Linked DNA regions of Mus musculus: region 2 is linked to region 1. The links are chromatin contacts, found by Hi-C or POLR2A ChIA-PET in ENCODE. All regions are on one chromosome and are shown on one strand. Each heading gives the region's core, a stretch centred on a gene start or an enhancer-like site at or near the end of the contact. The rest is flanking DNA. Distances are from core to core; before and after follow the strand shown.

The links. Hi-C counts contacts between places; a loop is a spot of excess contacts on that map. ChIA-PET counts read pairs that join two places held with the same protein, here RNA polymerase II (POLR2A).
Region 2: a map of v-Abl transformed pro-B cells shows a loop between it and region 1 (2.4-fold over the local background). The contact joins the promoter of Rgs19 here to the promoter of Ppdpf in region 1. A Hi-C loop is called at or near these places in 1 of 37 maps with a recorded cell type or tissue (v-Abl transformed pro-B cells). POLR2A ChIA-PET finds 5 or more read pairs at or near these places in 1 of 5 experiments (Patski).

What each region holds. Positions count from the first base shown.
Region 1 is chr2:181,185,539-181,188,768 of GRCm38, forward strand. Ppdpf (pancreatic progenitor cell differentiation and proliferation factor) reads left to right here and starts at 1,709. Exons shown (of 5, transcript NM_001356427.1): 1 at 1,709-1,916; 2 at 2,127-2,198; 3 at 2,271-2,348; 4 at 2,466-2,562; 5 at 2,644-2,966. The coding sequence starts at 2,144. The coding sequence ends at 2,761.
Region 2 is chr2:181,692,235-181,695,464 of GRCm38, forward strand. It overlaps Rgs19 (regulator of G-protein signaling 19), which reads right to left and starts at 1,743. Exons shown (of 6, transcript NM_026446.4): 1 at 1,645-1,743.

The sequences.
Region 1 (3,230 bases), core at 459-2,958:
ACAGTTTATATAACCTGGAGAAGAGTGTGGCAAGTGTTGGTAAATCTCTTGTGAGTTCCTGGAACTCTCTTGTAATTGTTTGTTTCGAGACAGGCCTTCTCTATGTAGCCCTGGTCATCCTGGAACTAGCTCTGTAAACCAAGCTGGCTCCGAGCTCACAGAGATTCGCCTGCCTCTGCTTCCCAAGTGCTGGGATAAAGGCGTGTGCAATCATCAGCAAGTCCTTGTATTCTTGGGAGGTTTTATTTTTCACTCATCTCATATGCAATACATCCCCACAGCAGCCTCCCTTTCTCCTTCTCCCTGACCTTGCCCATCTCCCATCTTCCCCAGATCCATTGTTCCTCTCTTTCCCTTCAGAAAAGAGCAGGCATAAGAAGATGCAATAGAACTAGGCATATATCCTTTACTTTCTTTTCAGAGGGAATTTTCACTACAGGAAATAGCTAATAACCACTGGAGATGCCCATGTACTTGACCAGGACAGTTCAGGGTAAGTCATAGAATCTGAAGTACATAACACTATGAAGACAGAAGTCTCACCCTCCTGGTGTCACCAGGACGGTCCTTATCAGTGGCCTTACTCACTTGTACTGCTGTCATGTCAACTGCCCCCACCTCTTTTTCATTACACCTTACCCATCTCCTTTATGATCTCTAAACCAGCACCCCTACTGGACCATTTCTTGTCTGGTTTTCCCGAGCCTGGATCAATGCTTGCACAGAGTAGGTCTCAACAAATCCAAGCAAAGGGTCCCAGCCAAGCAGCCTTGAGACTTCGGCGACACAAGAGCCTCCTCCTGGGATCCTACTAGCCTCAGCCTAGTCGGTTCTCCCTGAGCCTCCAATGAAGTCCAGCATCTTTGGTTATAGGAGAAGCATGCTGCACGAAGCTGGCTCATGATCCTCTCGGTCTGACAGAACACAGGCTGCTGAGGAAGGGAAGGGTGGGCAGGGCATGCTGGCCAGCCCTAACTTGATTCCCCCCAAACATGAGTCTCCGACCAACAATGGAAGCTACTAGAGACTGTCTCTGTTAGAGCTCTCTCTGACCCCAAGGCTTCGTCTGTCTTCCATCACTCCTCTCCAAACAGAACACAGGTTGGGAATGATGAACAACAATGCGAGTCAGGACTTGAAAGACAGACAGCTCCTCAGCTTACCAAGGGCAGGCTATTCCCTACAGGACCGCTTGGGGGCTCCAGGCACCATCCAGTGAGCCCAGAAAACAGAGATTGCGATGGTAGGGAGGTGCGCGGCAACAGCTTGTGCTTACTTATGTTAAACAGATCCACTCAGTCAAGGGTCGGAGTGAGGTACGTGGAAAATAAAGCCTGCGGGGACCAGCGAAAGCAGCGGGCAGCCCCAAGTAAAGGGAACAAGAACACCAAACAGGCTGTACTACATGAGACCACATCCGAGAGGGTGGCACAGACTGAGGGGCACATGAGATTCTTTAACCTCTTCTATCCGGGTTCGAGTCCGAACCAGGCAGGAAAAAAGCAGCAGAGCTGGTTTCGACTGGAGCGAAACCACAGATGTTTGATCAAGGAGGTTAGGGCCAATGTGGAACTTTGCAGAACCTAGCATTGCAGAAGGTAGGGTGGATTCTTGCTCCGCTCGGGGTGGAGTCTAATAGGGAAGGGCGGGACCACTTCGTGCTACTTCTGGTCTATCAGGGGAGCTCAAAAGTCTCATGGGTGGGCCCGCTGTGAAGCGGGAGGGGCTTTGACGCGCGCCCCGCCTCCCAGTGGTGCGTCTTTTGCGGTGCAGGAAAGCTACTAAGTACGCGCGTGCGCATAGCGCGCGTGGGTCCTAAAGTGGTGTTTCGTGGGTTATCTTTGCAAATGGGCTCCGCGGCCTAGCGCCCTGGTGGCCTAAAAACGAAGCCTGCAAGGAAGGGGTTCTCCGCCGAGGTGAGGGCAGTGACGAAGGCAGCCGGCGGTGGGGTGGGGGAGGCGCGTCTTCTTGGGGCCAGGAGCAGACAAAGCCCCTTTGTCTCACCACGCAGCCGGACCGGGCTGGTTGGAGCCGCTTGGAAACCTGGCACTGTCAGGACCCGGGAGACTCGGGGAACCCTCCGGTGTGCGGTGACCAGGGCCCACATTCTGCTCTCGTCTCCGCAGCGCCTCGGTCCTGAAGCATGGCAGCCATCCCTTCCAGCGGCTCGCTCGTGGCTACCCATGACTACTATCGGCGTAAGTAGCCCCTCGCCAGCCCCGCCCAGGGCTGGCCCAGGGCCCTGTGGCTGACCCGCCTCCCCTTCCCAGGACGCCTGGGCTCCTCGTCCAGCAGCAGCTCCGGCGGAAGTGCCGAGTACCCTGGGGACGCCGTGCTCCAGTCCCCGGGTAAGTGCAGAACCAGCCAGCGGAAGGGCAGAGTTCACGTCCTAAGGCGGAGTGGGGTGGGGGATGGGTAGCGTGGAGAAGGACTTGACCCCATCGTGACCCTCCTTTGCTCCTCAGGTCTTCCCAAAGCCGACCCGGGCCACTGGTGGGCCAGCTTCTTTTTCGGGAAATCCACACTCCCGTTCATGACTACAGTGTTGGAGTCTCCTGAGCGGTGAGTCCATCTTCCATGTGGTTGTGGGGGTGGCCCCAATTAAAGCAAATGCCGACCCAGTGACCTATGCTCTCCTTACAGCTCGGCAGAATCCCCCCAGGTCTCCAGAAGCCCGATGACCTGTGGCCTGACTCCTGAAACCATGAAGCAGCAGCCAGTCATCCATTCTGGCCAGACCAACCCCAGGGACCTTTCCTGACCTATCAGAATCTGCAGCCTGCCCAAGCTGAAGTGGTGCTAGGCCAGTGCCTACCCTCTCGACCCTCCCTGTAAACTAGGAAGGCTGAACAAGAGAAACCAGTAGAAGCTGGAGAGAGCCCCCTCTTGGTTCACAGCACTGAACTTTCCTGACCCCATAACTGTGTCTTGGCACAAAGCAGAAAATAAACTCACAGCAGCCACCCTCCCCTGGTATGTTTGAAACATTACTGAATCCAGCCTTGCTTCCTGCTGGATGCTATACTGCTCCCAGGCTTTCCTGACAGCTCCTTGAGACCCTTCCCAGTGATACCCCTGCATCTGGTGAGATACCCTCTCAAGTGGGCCTGGCCCCAGGTAGACAGTCCAGGGGAAGCTGGGCCTCTGGCTGAGTTTGGGAGCTCTCAGTTCCTACACAGGAACCTGGTGGGTGATCTTGGGTCAGGCCCTCCCCACTACTTGCTGCACGG
Region 2 (3,230 bases), core at 493-2,992, 510 kb after region 1:
AGGGGTTCTAGGAATCTCTTAGGCTACTGAAAACTGATTCAAATTCCAGTTTCCCCCGACAACATCCAATCAGCACCTTGGAGGCAGTTTTGAATGCTTCCTCTCTCCTCGGCCTGTGCCCACTTCTGTCCAGGTGGAAGCCATCCACGCTTTAAGCCTCTGCTTTGTCTACCTTCCTCTCATCAGCCTGGGGCACACATTTTCTCAGTGAAATTTACCCTCCTGTAGCCCTTCATTCAGAAGAGGCCTTTTAGTCCTCTTTCTGTCTGATCTCTGTATACTGGGCAGCTTCACCACCTGAGGCTTTCTGAGATGGTGGGTTCTCAAGTCTCCAAGCAAGCGAATCAGGACACACAAGTAGCTTGGGTTGTACTTTCCAGCAGTTGAGTTTCTAGGGAAAAGGGGTGGGGTAGCCTGAGGTCTCCATGCTGTTCAAAATCATCCCTCACCTGTCACCCTGTAGAGACCATTCCTCATGGGGTCCATCTCCAGTCAGCCGACTGGACATGGGGTCTGTACGCTGGGTGCCCTGCCCCTTTTTCTAGCTCCTTGCACCCATCAAAGGTCAGTTGGGACCACCCATGTCGTCCAGGGTGCTCTTCACTACTGCCTCCTTTCTGGGCAAGGAGAGCCTAGAGTCTGAATCAGGGTTGTCCTGCTCCACATGCCTATTGGAGGGTTCCTTTCCTCCCCAAGCCTCCCAGGTATTGGCCTCCCAAGTCTATGCTAAGAGGCCAGATTCAGCAAATCTGGTCTCTGGGGATAGAAGCTCTCTGGTGAATGGCTGTCAGTGTTGCTCTACAGAAGCAAAAAGAATGCCCAAGCCCACCCAGACCAAAAAAATTCCAGGAAAAAAGTCATAACCTTTGGGAGGAGGACTGACCGGATCCGTTCTCACTTCCATCCAACACTGTCATTGTCCTACCTATACCTCCATGGCAGGGCCGGCCTCTCACCATGGCGAACCCAGCTGCCCAAGCCCACCTGTGGAATGGTAGGCCCCCACCCAGTTCCTGCTTTTTTGCAGGTGGGGTTGTCTGGAAGGCTGGTCTCCCCTTCACGGTCCCTCTTGCTGTCTCTGGCGCCCCCACCCCTTTCTTAAGGAATTCGCCATGGCGCCCAACTCACCAGCGACCTAAAGGCAGATGGGGGCGGGAGGGCCAGGTTCGGACTGGGCCCCACCCTGGCTGCCGAAGGGGCGTGCTCTAAAGCAGTAGGGATTTAAGTCAGACAGCAAGACGTACTCCCGGGCACGAGGTAGAAAGGCTCACGGAGTCCCCGCTCAGATGGGGCCGAGGATGCAGCATTCACCCTTATGGCTCACCGGGCCAACTGCTAGCGGACCCAACTCGAAGGGTGGGTAAGGTGGCAGGTCGGGAGTCTCGTCTGGCCCCTCCCCACCAAGCTAGCGGGCAGGAGACGCGGAAACCTGGGTTCTTCCGGCCCCCACCTTTGAGCAATCACTTCTCAACGCTCTGAGCTGAAGAAAAAGGGGAACCTTGCTGCGGCTCTCCCTCCCCCACGCGCAAGGGGTGGGTCTGGTCCTACTGCGACCTAGATCCACGTGGACCGGTCACTGAAGTCCGGGAACAGAGCCGGCATCTATATCGCCAGGGCCCGTCCACGGTCCGGCGCAGCACTCACCGCCGCGTCCCCGAGTCACGCCGCCCGCGCGCTCCGAAGTCCTGCTGGTCGCCGGGGAGGGGGCGCAGTGCGCAGGCGCCTCCGCGGTACTTCCCCAAAGAGAGGGGCCGGGACTTCCTCGAGCCCCAGCGCTTGCTCGCCCGCAGTGCCCCGCCCCGCGGCGGCTCCTGTGCCCCACCCGCGGCTGGCGTGTCGTCCCGCGGTAGCGTGGCATGGTGACCCTGAGGGGTGAGTCGTACAGAGAGTGGATTGAGCCGGCGCTCCATTCTTGTTAGCTGGGTTTTCCCAACCTTTATGTTGAACACCAGAGCTGAGCCCTGTGTGCTACTTGGCTCGCCAGGATTAGAAGAGGCCTGTGGGAAGGACTGGCCTGTGGTACTGCCCCGTCTGGTCCGACTCTTCGCCTTTCTGAGGCTAGTCTGTAACGTAGCATTAAGAGTCTGTCACTCTGCATTCGAACTTTGCCCGAAAGGGAGGTTCAGGGACTGCAGCGTAAAGCAAGTTCTTACATCAAATCACCCCGAATGTTTCTGGGGCCTGGTTGAGTCCCTTCTGAACTCTCAAACTGCTCCAAGATAGCCTTTACCACAAATGGCCTTGCTCTTTGGTCAACTCTTCAGATCCTTTGTCATTGGGTATAAAATTGAGTTAGTTCATTATCCCAGCATGCTTTGGGCCAGTGTTCATAGTGGTCCGTTGGGGCTCGTGGTTCCAGCACAGGACACACAGTCACACAAGTTGTTAATGCTCACATACTACATCATACATATTAAGTCAGGGATGCAAAGGAGATCCTTCACATGAGTTCTTCAGGCAGTGGGGCAGAGGCAGACTAACTGAACTGACTGCAGTGGACTAGAATGGGAGACAGGCAAGAAAGGGATGGGGTGAAAGGTGAGGAGACAGGATGTTGCCATGATGCTGAGGGGTCCAGGATGAAGAGAGAACAATGGGTGAGAGACTCCCAGGCTCTGAGGGGGGCTTTATGAGTTGACCACAGAACCCTTTGGCTGCCACGCTGGCGGCTTCCTAAGTAAGGTAGAGGCTAAGCACATCTGAACAGGAAGTTACTTTAGTTTAGATAATATTCCTAAGGTAGACACAGGTCAGAACATGGAGGCCCAGTAGACATGGATGAGTACCTGATGGAGGCCACAAACCAAACCTGATTCTGCAGTGTTTGGTGTGGGCATGACCGTGGGTAGAAGTCAGTATGCTTTCCTCTTAATTCCTTTTACCTGCCTGTCTACCTGTTCTCTGCCACCTTACATCTGCTTACCACACAATTAGCATCTTTCCCTAAGCACAGAGAATGCCTCTAAACCCAGGAAGGAGAGCAGGAGCACTGAACACGCGATGCCAGCGGGAATTGAACTGGAGCCCAATAAACTCTGCTTGAGAGCAGTGCCCCTAGGTCCTCACAAGCCCCACCTGATGGTGCGTGGGGCACAGGTTTTGTATTCCTGCAAGATTTCCTTCAGACAGAGGGATCCTATGCCGGCTTTCCTAGCTGCCTCTGTACACCTAGTCCCTCACTGGTATACAGATCCAGAGGTGCTCTTAAGTTGGTCTGACATTTGGTGTGG